Regions from separate parts of the Homo sapiens genome. Here region 1 is linked to region 2. Evidence: read pairs that join two places in POLR2A ChIA-PET (ENCODE). Cell type or tissue: CD4-positive, alpha-beta T cell. All regions are shown on one strand.

Evidence for each region. Peaks named below come from ENCODE experiments on the same cell type or tissue, not always from the same donor. Only the 100,000 strongest peaks of a DNase experiment are listed, where the experiment ranks them.
Region 1: POLR2A ChIA-PET joins it to region 2 with 19 read pairs; 3 of 35 experiments call an interaction of 5 or more read pairs at or near these places.

The regions. Positions count from the first base shown.
Region 1 is chr2:171,528,917-171,536,916 of GRCh38, forward strand. All of the region lies in intron 1 of CYBRD1 (cytochrome b reductase 1), which reads left to right. Among named protein-coding and RNA genes, the nearest start is that of CYBRD1, 10 kb to the left of the region's middle. In CD4-positive, alpha-beta T cell, a CTCF peak has its summit at 1,195; no DNase peak of the experiment used is centred here; H3K27me3 peaks cover 380 bases.
Region 2 is chr2:171,142,252-171,150,251 of GRCh38, forward strand. All of the region lies in intron 1 of TLK1 (tousled like kinase 1), which reads right to left. It overlaps LOC124906092, which reads right to left and starts at 1,254. Exons shown (of 1, transcript XM_047446755.1): 1 at 1-1,254. It also overlaps the pseudogene LOC124906168. In CD4-positive, alpha-beta T cell, no CTCF peak of the experiment used is centred here; no DNase peak of the experiment used is centred here; H3K27ac peaks cover 281 bases.

The DNA of each region.
Region 1 (8,000 bases), 390 kb after region 2:
TCTTATAGACTCTGAATTCAAAATACAGTATTATCTAAATTCTGATCACTGACTATTAATTTATTGTCTGTCTTCTCCTACTAGAATATAAACTCCCAGAAGGAAGGGATTTTGTCTGTTTTCTTCAATGCTGTATCCATAGCATTACCCAACACATAATAAACATTCAATGAATATTTACTAAATTGATGGAAGTTTGGCCAGTTCTTTAAACCAGAGGGTCACACCAACAAGGATTGGAGTACAAAGTAAATAGGTGAAGTAGATTTAGTATACAGCACCCACCAGGGTGTCTTTCTGGATTCAACTAAACATTCAGACACGAGAAACTGCTGCCAGGGGCGGTGGCTCATGCCTGTAATCCCAGCACTTTGGGAGGCCAAGGCAGGTGGATCACCTGAGGTCGGGAGTTCGAGACCAGCCTGACCAACATGGAGAAACCCCATCTCTACTAAAAATACAAAATTAGCCGGGCAGGGTGGTGCATACCTGTAATCCCAGCTACCCAGGAGGCTGAGGCAGGAGAATCGCTTGAACCCAGGAGACAGAGGTTGCGGTGAGCTGAGATCATGCCATTGCACTCCAGCCTGGGCAACAAGAGTGAAACTCTGTCTCAAAAAAAAAAAAAAAAAAAAAAAAGACATGAGAGACTATTAAGACCATACTGAACACCAGTCTACTCAGAAGGATGTAGGACAGAAGTCAGAGCTTGCTGGCAGGACAGTGGCTGGGCAGTGGCAGTGGGCATCCTTGCAGCAGCAGTCATCATAGCCCTCAGTAAGCTATCCTTTCCTCAGGTAACAGCTCAGGCACCAGGAGATGAGATCTGCACTGGTGAGATCAGAGCTTAAAGTCCCCTTGCCCCATAGGAACCACTGTCTTTTGTAGTACTCTGTATACCTACTTCTATGATCCCTGCAAGGGATAGGTAGTGGGTTGAACAGTGCCCCCCAAAAAGGTATGTCTAAATCCTAATCCCAGGTATCCATGAATGTGACCTTACTTGGAAATAGGATCTTTGCAGATGTTAACTATGGATCTCAAGATGAGGTCACCCTGGATTTAGACTGGGCTCTAAATCCTATGATTGGTGCCCTTATAAGAGAAAGGAGAAGGAGATTTGAGACAAAGACACACAGAGAAGAAGGCTATGTGAAGACAGGCAGAGATTGGAGTGATGTGGCCACAAGCCAAGGAAAATGGAGAATTGTTGGCTCCCCTAGAGGCCGAAGAGGGTATGGCATGGCTTCTCCCTCAGGACCATCCTGCTATTATAACACCTTGATTTTTAATTTCTGGCCTCCAGAACTGAGAGATAATAAATATGTTGTTTTAAGTTACTAGATTTCTGGTAATTTGTTATGGTAGCTCTAGGGGATTAATATAGGCTATAACAGTTATCACTGCACTCTGGGAAGCCCAAAGTATTGGCATCGTCATCAGGTATTTACAGATTTTTCATTGTTTCTCTCAGTCCAGACACAGTTTACCAATTGGGTCAGTTTTTATTATAACCAGCGTTGCCTAATAACTGGTGACAAACCACTTATCTGTTTACTAAGGCAGTTAATTAAAGGTCAAATCCTCATGCAGCAGAGTATAGGTGTACACTTGTGTGAGAGGTGGGAACTGTAGGGAACTAGAGAGTGCTCACTCCTGGCAAAACAGGAAGCTTCCACTTAGCCCCAGTGGATCGTGGCTACGTGAGGATGCCAGTTCAAGGTTGCCAGGGCTTCTCATTCTCCCGAGAGAATCCAGGTTTTTAAAAAATTGGTTCAAACAAAAAGTAAACCAGCCACAAAAACAAAACCTCCAAAACATTGGGCTGATCAAACAAAACAACATCTTTGGACCAAATTCCAGTCCATAGCTTCCAGTTTACAGGTGACTCCTGCTAGGGTTTTCTGACTTGACTTTGCAAGGTTTTAAATTTTTCCCTTAAAAGGTAGAACATTCTTCCTTTTTAAGAAAGATAGAGGGCCAGGCACAGTGGCTCATGCCTGTAATCCCAGGACTTTGGGAAGCCAAGTAGGGAGACAAGCCTGGGCAACATGGTGAAACCCCATCTCTACAAAAAAAAATACAAAAATTAGCCAGGCGTGCTGGTGTGTGTTGGTAAGTCCCAGCTACTCAGGAGGCTGAGGCTGGAAGATCACTTGAGCCTGGGAGGTTGAGGCTGCAGTGAGCCATGACCATGCCACTGCACTCCAGCCTGGGGACAGAACAAGACCCTGTCTCAAAAAAAAAAAAAAAAAAGAAAGACTAGAAATCTTTGTTATAACTTTTTTCTTTATATAGAGACTTCCTTAAAAGGTCAAAACAAGCTTTGAAATGACTATACAGACTTTGGCTGTACTTTTCTAAGTTTTTGTTGTTGTTCATTCAATTTCTTCATATTATCCTATCCATTTAATTAACATATTTATTAAGTACTTACTGTGTACCAGACACTGTGTAAAACAAGTAAGATACAGCTCGGTCTGCAAGCTGTTCCCATTTAATTTGGTTGGACACGAGTTATGGTTTCTTTCTTTTTGCTTGTTTGTTTTGATACAGGGTCTTGCTCTGTCAGCCAGGCTGGAGTGTAGTGGCGAAATCATGACTCACTGCAGCCTCGACCTCCCGGGCCCAAGTGATTCTTCCACCCCTCTCAAAGTGCTGGGATTACAGTTGTGAACCACCGCACCGTCCCAGCTCAAATTATGATGGGGTTTTTTGTTGTTTTGTTTAGAAATGTAGGTTATATTGATCCTTAAATATTTAGAGCTGGCTGGGACCTTAAGTTCTACCCTTCATTTTAGAGACCAAATGTCTGGCCAGGGTCAGACAACCAGGTAGTATCAAAGCCAGTACTCTTTCTAACCTGTCATAATATTGATATGAGGCACAAGAAAATATAGCTGATCTTTCTGAAAACACACAATTTCTGAATATTTTTAAATGTGTAGTCAATTAATTGAATTTTTTTCTTTTTCTACATGTATTTGGTACCAAGTAGCTGCCTTTGCGAGGATTTTAATCACTCAGAGATGTTTCTAGGGCTAAAAATATCTTCCAAATCATCTGAATCACTTCCTTCATTTTGACTTTCCAGAGATTTTCAGTTTCATGACATTCGTGCTGTGAGACAGTTTGAATGCACAGACATGTTTCAAAGCTCTGATTCTCTTTGACAGCCACTGCAGGAATCTTTTCAAGAAGTTTATTTAAAGAAGATTCTCTGCTTTTTCATTTAAACTTAAGGTCCTTTGGATAGAATCTGGTAAGCTCTTGCGTGCAGAGGGAAATGAGTTGTGGAGACTGATAATCCTGTTCTGAGCATTCTGCCAAGGAGAGTGAAATAATACTTTATTCAAAGAGGGAAGGGAAGTGTAATGAGCACACCATGTTTAAGTAGAATTCATAAGTGTTTTAAAATTCCAGTGTACTTCAAACTCAATAACTTACTCTTATTTTATTTTTGAATTCACTTCAAGTTGTTAAGTGGGTCCAAGTGCAGAATGCTTTTTACTTATTTGAAAGGGCCATTTGGTCTTCTATTAGCTAATACTTGCATCAGCAGTACAATTTTTCTTGAGTTTTTTGATTTGTGCATTTTATGGGCCTGGCATGGTGGCTTATGCCTGTAATTCTAGCACTTTGGGAGGCTGAGGCAGGAGAATCACTTGAGCCCAGGAGCTGGAGACCAGCCTGAACATCACGGCAAAACCCTGTCTCTACAAAAAAATACAAAAATTAGCCGGGCATGGTGGTGTGCACCTGTAATCCCAGCTATTTGGGAGGCTGAGGCAGGAGAATATCTTGAGCCCAGGAAGCAGAGGTTGCAGTGAGCCAAGATCATGCCACTGCACTCCAGCTTGGGCGACATAGTGAGACTCTGTCTCAAAAAAAAAGAAGACTAAAAAATAAGTATGTGAGGTGATGGATATGTTAATTAGCTTGATTTAACCATTTCACGATGTGTGTGTGTGTGTGTGTGTGTGTGTGTGTGTGTGTATGGAAACATGTTGTATAGCACAAATATATGCAATTTTTAATTGTCAAGTCTCTAAATTAAAAAAATAAATTTTAAAAAAAGTAAAAGAGGATTTGCTCATTTGCTGGCAATACTGAATGAACTACTGTGCTTTATTAGCAATTATTCCTGTGCTTTATTTAGAATTATTTGGGCCGGGCATGGTGGCTCACGCCTGTAATCCCAGCACTTTGGGAGGCCAAGGTGGGCAGATCACTTGAGGTCAGGAGTTCGAGACGAGCCTGGCCAACATGGTGATACTCTATCTCTACTAAAAATACAAAAATTAGCCGGGCATGGTAGTGCTGGTCTGTAATCCCAGCTACTCTGGAGGCTGAGGCATGAGAATTGCTTGAACCCGGGAATCCGAGGTTGCAGTGAGCCGAGATCCCGCCACTGCACTCTAGCCTGGGTGCAAAGAGAGAGACTCTGTCTCAGAAAACAAAAACAAAAACATACTTACTGAATTCCTACTATATGCCAAGCTCTATGCTAAATACTGGGATGTGACAGTGAACAAGATAGACATGTTCCCGCCTTCATGAATCACAAGATTTAAACACAGAAGAACTAGAGTCAAAATGTTTTCCATGTTTGGGGACATTTCTCTCCCTCTAAGCACTCTTCCCCTACCACACACACTTTGACAGATTCTAAATTTGCATTGCCTGCTCTAAGACAAACTTGTGTATATAAATAGTTTTGTAATGGTATATGGATGGAAAGCTGGTGTCAAACCAGAGATTACATTTTAGAGAGTATACATTTTCACATATTCCCAAGTTTTGGTTATGCAACAAGGAGCTGAGACATTTTCTTTTCTTTTCTTTCTTTCTTTCTTTTTTTTTTTTTTTTTGAGACAGAAACTCCAGCTCTGTTGCCCAGGTTGGAGTGCAGTGGCTCACTGGGACTACAGGTGTGAGCCACCATGCCCGGCTAATTTTTCTATTTTTTTATAGAGACAGGGTTTCACCACATTGGCCAGGATGGTCTTGAAATCCCGACCTTAAGAGATCCGCCTGTCTTGGCCTCCCAAAGTTCTGGGATTACAGGCGTGAGCCACCACACCCAGCCGACATTTTCTAATAATTAAACCCAAATTCAAGTTACTGTATTTTTCTCTTCATTGTCTTAAGATAATTATACACAGGTATTCACTTCTTCCTCCCTCCCTTTCTTTCTTTTTAAGTTTGTCATGCTAGCATGTTCCACCATCAATATCTTTTCTTTTAAAGGATTTAAAGTGTATTTCTCATCTATAATGTTTGTATTTCCCCTCATTTTCTGGGAGAAATGGAATGCCAACTACAGCCTCTAACAGCAAAGCCTTGTTTCCGTCACAAGTAGCTGTTTTATACCATTTCCCCTTCTTGTGGGCTTAGGGGACCTTTTTCTTCCTTCTCATTGAACCTCAGGAATGGTGTCTAGGTAAGTGCCAAGCCAAAGAAGCAAGAAATATTTAAATTCCGCTCTCCAGGCAGTTTTTATAACTGTTGAGAATAGATTCTTGTTTAGGAAATATGGCTTGGTTTGTTAAGATTGCCCTTTTCTCCCAAAGTCCACCATATTTCAGTTACTTATACATTTTAAAAAGCATGTAAACAGCTTATGCAAATGCAACATTTTGCATTTATCCTTCATTTATCCAGAGAGCATTTTGAAGCATATTGAGCTTTGCAGCAGAGCCTCTATGTAGCCAGGATAGATGCTGTGAAAACTCCATGTGCTAGAGGTCACCTGCCTCACTTCTGTGAGAGCCCCTCAAATCTCTGCGAGCCACCTATTGAGTAGGTAAGACTAATTGGCTAGTGGGTTTGCAGGCTTATGGAAATATTGTTTTAACTTTAAAACTGGAATGAGCTCTTTCAACCATAAGAAAAAACATAATAGATCCCTAAGTACCCACGACCCAGATTTAACAGATGTTAAGATTTTCAGCAACATAAAATTTTATAAGCTGTTAGCTGGGTGTAGTGGCACACACCTGTAATCCCAGTTACAGTGGAGGCTGAGATGGGAGGATGGCTTGAGCCCAGGAGGCAGAAGTTGCAGTGAGCCAAGATTGCGCCACTACACTCCAGCCTGGGTGACAGAGTGAGACCCTGTCTCAAAATAGATGAATGAATAAATAAAAATAAGACATTTTATAAGCTAAAACTTAGAGCTGGTGGGAACCAAGGATGAGACAAAGTGATGGAGGAGAGAGGTTGGAAGTAGGTGCCCTAACTCAAGCCAGAAACAAAACGAGATAGAAAAACTCTGAGAGAGACCCAGGGACTCTCAAACCATAATTGTATGGGCTCATTTGGATCAGAGGTGAGCACCTCTCCTGCTTCAGAAACCCCTAAGGGCTTCCCTTTAGAGTAACAGGATAATAATTGGTGTTTGATTGATGACCCCAAATGATCAATAAAAGACTGAATATATTCTATTCATTCTACTGCTGGACAGGGAAAGCTAGCGTGCAGCCAATTTGCGTAAATGTAAAAGGTTTTTAAAAATCAAGTTTTGACACTCAGAGGGGGCAAAGTTCAGTTTTACAGCAAATTTGACACATTTCTCTGTGATGCTTCATAGCATTAGAAAGAGTAAGAAGTCTTCACTGGGAACACGGTTGTCTTTGAATTTTTGGCTTTATTTATTTATTTTTGAGACAGAAAAGAGTAAGAAGTCTTCACTGGGAACACGGTTGTCTTTGAATTTTTGGCTTTATTTATTTATTTTTGAGACAGAGTCTTGCTCTGTTGTCCAGGCTGGAGTGCAGTGGCTCGATCTCAGCTCACTACAACCTCCACCTCCTGGGCTCAAGCAATCCTCCTGCCTCAGCCTGCTGAGTAGCTGGGACTATAGGCACACACTGCCAGGTGTGGTTTATTTTTGTATTTCTTTGTAGAGATGAGGTTTCACTGGGTTGCCCAAGCTGGTCTTGAACTCCTGGGCTCAAGCAGTCTACCCACTTTGACTTCCCAAAGTGCTGGGATTACAAGCATGAGCCGCTGTGCCTGGCCCCCACACTTTCTAAAAGTAAACTTTTTACTGAAGAACAACATACATGCATAAAAGTACCTAAATCGGAAGGGATGTGTGTTTATCACATGCACACATCCGGGTACCCAGAACAAGAAGCAATATTCTGTGCACATCAGAACCCCCCCAGCAACCCTTGTAACTCCTTTGAGTCATGATATCATGATAGTTACTCTTTTTTTTTTTTTTTTTTTGAGACAGTGTCTTGCTGTGTCACCCAGGCAGGGTGGAGTGCAATGGTGCGATCTCAGCTTACCTCAACCTCTGCCTCTCGGGTTCAAGCGATTCTCTTGCCTCGGTCTCCCCAAGTAGCTGGGATTATAAGCACATGCTACCATGCCCAGCTAATTTTTTGGGTTTTTTTGAGACAGAGTCTGGTTCTGTTGCCCAGGCTGGAGTGCAGTGGTATTATCTCTGCTCGCTGCAACCTCCGCCTCCCGGGTTCAAGCGATCCTCCTGCCTCAAGCCTCCCAAGCAGCTGGGATTACAGACATGCACCACCATGCCCAGCTGATTTTTGTGTTTTTAGTGGAGACGGGGTTTCACCATGTTGGCCAGGCTGGTCTCAAACTCCTGACTTCAAGTGACCCACCCGCCTTGGCCTCCCAAAGTGCTGGGATTACAGGCATGAGCCACCACGCCCAGCCTGTATTTTTAGCAGAGACAGAGTTTCACCATGTTGGCCATGCTAGTCTTGAACTCCTGACCTCAAATGATCTGCCTGCCTCAGCCTCCCAAAGTGCTGGGATTACAAGTGTGAGCTACTGCGCCCAGCCTACTCTTGACTTTTAATATCAGAGATGAGTTTTTATTTTGGGAATTTTTGATATAATATGATCCAGATTGGGGAGAAAATGCTACTGTGGTTCATTGTTCATAATTTGCTTTTCGAGTGTTGAAATCCTGAGTATTTTTTTTTTCTGTATGTAGATGTTCAAGTTCACTCATCTAAGACTCC
Region 2 (8,000 bases):
TTCAAACAGGATAAACAGAAATCATTTATTAGGAATATCAATTTAAACATATCAGCAAGTATATTAAATGTAAATGTACTACATGTTCCAATTAAAGAACAAACATGGTCAAACTAGTTTATTTAAACTAGTATATGCAACTTAAAAGATATGGCTAAAACGCGAAAGCTGAAAGAATGGAAAAAGCTGTAGCATGCAAACACCAAATGAAAGTTAGTGTATCTGCCTTAACACTAGATTAAAAACACTACAAGGTAAAATGCAATACTGAGATAAAGAGGGACACGTCACAATAATAAAAAGTTTGATTCACCAGGTAGATTTAAAAAAACCTTGACTTGTCAGCACTTTAACATAATCAAAATATATAAAACAAAAACTGACAAATTAAACAGAGAGACAAATGTTATAATCATTTGGGGATATTTTAACAAACCTTTGTCTGAATAGGAGCAAACAAATGCAAAAGCAGTAAAAATCTGAAACAGAAACAAACTTGATAGAACATATTACACCACATCTAACAACTGTAGTCTATAAATATTTTGTTGTTGTACACAAGGAATGTTTACCCAAAAAGACCATATGTTGAACCATAAAGCAAGTCTCAAATTTCCAAGAACTTAAGTCTTAGGGATTTAAATCTTACTAGAATGGAGTCAAATCAGAAATCAGGGCTGAGCATGGTGGCTCACACCTGTAATCCCAGCTACTCCGGAGGGATTCGCTTGAACCCAGAATCACTTGAACTCAGAGACAGAAGTTGCATTGAGCCAAGATCATGCCACTACTCCAGCCTGCGCGACAAATCGAGACTCCGTCTCTCAATAAATGAATGACTGAATGAAGGAATGAATGAATGAATGCACGAATGGACAAAGGGGTCAGTAGTGACAAACTTTACTGAAAGTAAGGAAATGATATCAAATGGTAAATGAATAGACAAGTAAGGTTAGTACAAAAACTATAAAATGTATTTTCCTTATCTCAGTTTCATCAAAAGATACATTTGGGAGGCCAAGGTGGGAGGATCACTTGAGGTCAGGAATTCAAGACCAGCCCAGTCAACACAGTGAAACCCCATCTCTACTAAAATACAAAAAGTTAGCTGGGTGTGGTGGCACATGCCTGTAATCCCCACCTACTCGGGAGGCTGAGGCATGAGAATTGTTTGAACCCAGGAGGCAGAGGTTGCAGTGAGCCAAGATCACACCACTGCACTCCAGACTGGGCAGAAGAGTGGGACTCTATCTCCAAAAAAAAAAAAAAAAAAAAAAAAAAAAAAAAAAAAAAAAAAAAAAAAAAAAAGGTGGGGGAGGTGGAATAGTAGAGCTATACAGGACTAAAGTTTCTATATATTGCAAGAATTAATGTAGCTATGAAGTAGACTCTGATAAGCTAAGATATATAAATGTAAACCCTACAGTAATCACTAGTAATTCAAATATAGTTTTAAAATGATTAAAGAAATTAAAATGTTACACTGGGAAATACTCATGTAATGCAAAAGACAGCAGTAGAGGAGGGAAAGAGGACAAAAGAGAAATGAGACCTATAGAAAACAAAACAAAGTGGCAGACAAATTTAACCCTATCAGTAACACTAAATGTGAATGGATTAAATAATACACTCAAGAGGCAGAAATTACCAGATTGGGTTTTAAAAGAATAAGATCCAATTAAACGCTGTCTACTTAAGACATATTTTAGATTCAAAAATACAAACGGGACAGGATAAGAGTAAATGGATGGGAAAAAACATACCATGCAAAAGAGCTGGCATGAATATACTAGTATCAGACAAACTTTTAAAAACTGGTGTTTTGAGAGGTCAAGAGAAACATTTTAAAACAATTAAGGGTCAATTTATTAGGAAGATATAAGAATTCTAATCACTTGCACTTTATGACAGAGCCCCAAATTACATGAAGCAAAACTGACAGAATTAAAGGGAGAAATAGACAAGCCAAGAACAATAGTTGGAAGAATTAAATGGCCCACTTTCAATAATGAATAGAACTAGGCAGAAGATCAATAAGGAAACAGAAAACAAACACTATAATCAACTAGATGGAAAAGACAGCTAGAGAACGTTCTGCCCAACAACACAATACACATTTTTCTAAAAAAGCACACATGGAACATTCTCCAGGATAGATGATCTATGCTAGACCATAAAACCAGCATCAACAAACTGAAAAGGATAAAAAGGATACAAAGTACGTTCTCTGATCACAATAGAATTAAATTAGAACTCAGTAACAGAAAAAAAATCGAGAAATTCACAAATATGCAGAAATTAACATATTCCTAAATAAATAATGGGTCAAATGAAATAAAAAGAAAAATTAGAAAATACTTGAGATGAATAAAAACAAAAAGGCAACATATCAAAACTTATGGAATGAACTAAATCAGTGCTTAGAGGGAAATTTACAGCTATAATGCCTATATTAAAAACAGAAAATATGGGAAAACATTTTTATGAACTTGAGATAAGAAAAGGCTTCTTAAATACCATAAAGAGAAGACAAAAGCAGGCCACAGAATAGGGGGAAAAAGTTTTAATAAAAAATAAGACTTCTCATCCAAAATACAAAAAGAATGCCTTCAAGTATGGTTTTTAAAAGACAAACACAACAGACAAATGAACAAAAGATTTGAACAAGCACTTCACAAAGGATAACGAAAAGGCCAATAAACTTTATGAAAAAGTGGTAAACATCCTTAGTCATCAGGGAAATGAAAAATTAAAACCACACAGATACCATCTTACAGCCAGGCACGGTGGCTCACACCTATAATCCCAGCACTTTAGGAAGCCAAGATGGGCAGATCACTTGAGGCCAGGAGTTCGAGACCAGCCTGGCCAACATGGTGAAACCCGTCTCTAACAAAAACACAAAAATTAGCCAGGCGTGGAGATGCACGCATGTAGTCCTAGCTACTGGAAAGGCTGAGGCAGGAGAATCGTTTGAATCCAAGAGGCAGAGGTTGCAGTGAGCCGAGATCGCACCACTGCGACAGAGCAAGACACAGACTACAAACAAACAAAAAAAGGCCGGGCACAGTGGTTCACACCTGTAATCCCAGCACTTTGGGAGGCCAAGGCGGGTGGATCACGAGGTCAGGAGTTCGAGGCCAGCCTGGTCAACATGGTGAAACCCTGTCTCTACTAAAAATACAAAAATTAGCTGGGCATGGTGGCGGGCACCTGTAATCCCGGCTACTCGGGAGGCTGAGGCAGGAGAATCATTTGAACCCGGGAAGCGGAGGCTGCAGTGAGCCGAGATTGTGCCATAGCACTCCAGACTGGGCAACAGGGTGAGACTCTGTCTCAAAAAAAAAAAAACAAAAAACAAATATAATGTATGAAGAGACAGGTATAAACATGTTCATAATACCATTATTAATATTTTGTCAAGTGGAAACAATCCAAATGTCAATCAACAAAGTATAAAATGTAGTACATTCACACAAAGTAATATTATAGTGCAATTAAAATTACAGTTTCAGAAAATAATGTGGATGAATCTTACAAATAATATGTGGGGCAAAAATATCTAGATACAAAATATATAATGCGTGGATCCATTTATATCAAACTCAAAAACAGGCATAACTAAATCAGAATAATGGTTACTTTGGGGAGCATGGAGAAGGTAGTGACTGATGGGGAAGGAGAGTGTTTGAAGTGCTGGCAATATTCTATTTCTTGTCTCAGTGGTCGTTACACAGGTCAGAGTTTATAATAACTTACTGAGCACTACTTTGTGTGCCTTTTCAGTATGTGTTATGCTTCAATATGAAAGATAAAATATATAAAATTTAGAAATAAAATCAGTTGAATCACACTAAAATTAGAGTACTTGAACTTCAGAAAGCAGTAACTTTTAAAGACTTATACTCATTAAAGTATCATAAAGAGCCAGTCATACTGAAGTGTGCCTGAAGTCCTAGCTATTTAGGAGGCAGAGGTGGGAAGATCACTTGAGCCCAGGAGTTCCAGGCTGCAGTGAGCTATGATTGCGCCACTATACTCCAGCCGGGACAACAGAGTGAGACTCTGTAAGAATGTGATTCTTTTGTAGTTCTTAAGTGTGATGACTGGGTGCTCACACACAAGAGGTGCCTCTCTCAAACCTTGTTATGACATCAGCATATGACCCATCTGATAAGAAAATAAATAAAATATAAAGAACAACTGGTATTGAATTCAATAAAAGCATAAAACTTTATACAATGGAAAATATTCAAATATATAAAAGAAAAAATATGACGGTGGAAATAGTTTCATCAAATGTAACAAGAATTAACATCACTACCATATATTCTCATGTCTAAGATACAGACGTCAAGAAAAATTGGCTTTGGGCTCTTGATAAAAATATTAAGTTCAATCTCACTACCAATCAAGACATATCAACTGAAACAAGATACCATTTTAACAGCAGTTAAACTGGAGGAAAACTGTGTAACTCCCTTCTGTAGGGAGTACTTTGTTCACAACCTCTGTGGCAGAAATACAATTTCCTTCCTTCCCACTTCTCCTTTTTAGAAAACTTTATTTCACAGCACTGGAAACAGTTGCTCAATGATCCACAAGAGAACAATGCTACTGTGATTCCTGAATTTCCGGTTTCTACCTCAGTAGGCCTCCTTAAGGCCTAACTGGGGTCTAAGGGATACCCAGCTCTATAACCTTCTACTACTAATAAATCTGTTTTGCTTAAGTTAATTTCTAGCAACCAAATGACCAATGAATATAACACCTTGATATAGCTTATCTCAGAAGCTGAAAACTGGCAATTCGGGTTGTTTTATCTAACCCACAAGGTGTTCTTCAAAAGTATAAATTAAATGTTAGAAATTATCCTTCCTCACTAGACTGTGACCAAGCTCCTAGAAAGCAAGGACTAACTTCATCATATTTATCTTTGTTTCCTCATTACTAGGCTTCAGGTCCAAAAATACTTGCTGAATGAACAAACTATGCCAATAAGTTTTCTATAAAACTCTATAGCTCTGACAACTGATTCATCTCAGAGAACAATAGACTAAAATCCCAGTTATTCCACTAAGAAAACAACAGTGACAACAGAGATTAAACGACATAAAAATACTCGCCCCCTTTGCCCAGTAAGCCAAATCTTTGAAATGTAAAAAACAAAAAGTAATTCACAGTTGTGATCATAGCACAGTACAGCCTTTCAACTTCTGGGCTCAAATGATCCTCCTGCCTCAGCCTCCCAAGTAGCTGGGACTACAGGCATGCTCCACTGCACCTGGCTTATGTTTTAACTATCACTATTATGTGTGGATATAATGATACTTTAGAATTTAAATGTTTTCCTCTCTGTTTATGTGGCAAAGAATAGGGACCAAATACTATCTGAATAAATGTTCCTTATAGCCACAGCATGCTTGACTTAGATGGTCTGTTTCTCCAGCCTGTTGAAGAACTGTAGCTCACAGATGTAGATTTCAAATGATATCCTAAATTGCTGCTTTCATCATCTTAGTGCCTGTAATTTTCTGTGGCTTTAGAATTGATCACATGTATGAGACGCAGTTATACCATTTAAGCATCAAGCACTAGATTTGGATTAGCAGTGTTTATACTTTGTATTGGTATGCAGTCATTCCTTTTTTTTTTTTGAGACAGAGTCTCACTCTGTCTCCCAGGCTGGAGTGCAATGGTGCAATCTCGGCTCACTGCAACATCCGCCTCCCAGGTTCAAGCGATTCTCCTGCCTCAGCCTCCCGAGTAGCTGGGATTTCAGGCGTGTGCCACCACGCCCGGCTAATTTTTTGTATTTTTACTTGAGATGGGGTTTCACCGTGTTAGCCTGGATGGTCTTGATCTCCTGACCTCATGATCCGCCCACCTCGGCCTCCCCAAGTGCTGCTATTACAGGCATGAGCCACCACACCCAGCAGCAGCTGCATACTGTAAAGCACTATATTGCAAATTTTGAAAGGGGCCTATATTGTGTTTTTTTGTGTGTTCTTATTAGTACCAAGGAGAAAGAGTGCTTTATGTGCACTAGGTGCCTAATAATGTGTGTATTACTATTAGTGGGAACATAGGCAGTGTGGTATAGGGATTAGAAGTGTGGACTTGGGTTGACATCCTTTTTTCAATCACTTCTCATCTGCGTGACTTTGGGCATGCTGTTTGTCATTGTTGCTCTTGGTGGTGTATTTTTTCTTTTGAGAGAAAGGCGAGACAAAAAACAAGCTAATATTATGGAGTCATTGCAAAGTAACTTTTAGGCAATGTTCCGTCATTTGTACATGTTTCCATATTGCACAGTTTTCCTACTTATTTTTTAAGTGAATGTATACAAGGCTGGGCACAGTGGCTCACACCTGGAATCCCAGCACTTTAGGAGGCCCAGAAGGGCAGATCACCTGAGGTCAGGCGTTCGAGACCAGCCTGGCCAACATGGTGACACCCCCTCTCTACCAAAAATACAAAAATTAGCTGGGCGTGGTGATGCATAGTAGTCCCAGCTACTCAGGAGGCTGAGATGTGAGAATCATTTGAACCCTGGAGGCAGAGGATGCAGTGAGCCGAGATCGTGCCACTACACTCCAGCCTGGGTAAGAGGGTGAGACTCTGTCTTAAAAAAAAAAAATATATATATATATATATATATGTGTGTGTGTGTGTGCGTGTGCGTGTGTGTGTATGTGCGATATATATATATATCACGTTGCTTTAGTTGATTTTGTTGATATGTATACCAAAACTTAATCTAGTTGTTGGTCTCATTTCTTGTCACTATATAATACTGTGGTAAATATTATGCAAATAGTCATTTTTCATCCTTTGAATTACTTTTCTTTTTTTTTTTTTTTTTTTTTTTTAACATTTCTAAGATTTTCCTTACTGGGAGTAAATAAATTGTATTTCTCTCTAGCCTGGACAACAGAGCAAGACCCTGTCTCTAAAAAAAAGGGTAGGGGCGGGCAGGGAGAAGCAGCAGCAGAAGAAGAAGAAAAGAAATTAAATAATCCATAGTGACTTGTTAAAGTGCCATGTATTTCTCATTCAATTTCACAACCTTGTGAAACCTTGTAGTTACTATTACTATCCCACCCTATCAAAAACAAAATCTACAGATAAGGCATTGAGAGGTTAAGTAACTTAGTATAATTAAGTGGCAAAACCCTTGAAACTATTATGTTATATTAACTTGTTATGTAATAATGTACTTTATACATGCTACCAACATCCAAAAGTATAATGCTGTCAACTAGGTCAGAGAAGTAGGAGACACTGGGAAGAAAAAGAAAGGAGGGGGAAGAGCTTGCAAAGGGGTGCCATTTATTAGCCTTTTGGTTTTGTTTTTTAAAACTATACAATAGACTGGGCACAATGGCTCAAGCCTGTAATCCCAACACTTTGGGAGGCAGAGGCAGGAGGACTGGTTGAGCCCAGGGGTTCAAGACCAGCCTGGGCAACATAGGGAGACCATGTCTCCACAAAAAGTTAAAAAATCAGCAGGATATGGTGGCGTGCACCTGTAGTCCCAGCTACTTGGGAGGCTGAGATGAAGAAGTATGCTTGAGCCCAGGAGTTGGAGGCTGCAGTGAGCCGTGATCATGTCACTGTGCTCCAGCCTGGGTGACAAAGTGAGACCTTGTCTCAAGAAAAAGGAAAAAGAAAAAGAAAGAAAGAAAGAACAAACGAACGAACGAAAGACTGTATAATAAAAATTTTTAAATGAAAATAAAAAATAGCCAGATAAAATATAATGAAACATTTGATAAACTGCATTAGATATTTGCTCAGTGTCAAGTCTGCAACCCTGTGATTAAGTGCAAGGCATGTGTTAATATTTAAGCCCAGTACAGTATTTCTAAGATGAGTTGAACCCTACCTGGTTCAAAAGTACATGCTCACCTCATGCCTGCTGTTGGTATATGAGCTAAGTACACGTATCCTTCAAAAAAATAATCTGGCAACATTTACCGAAAGCCCTAAAATTGTTT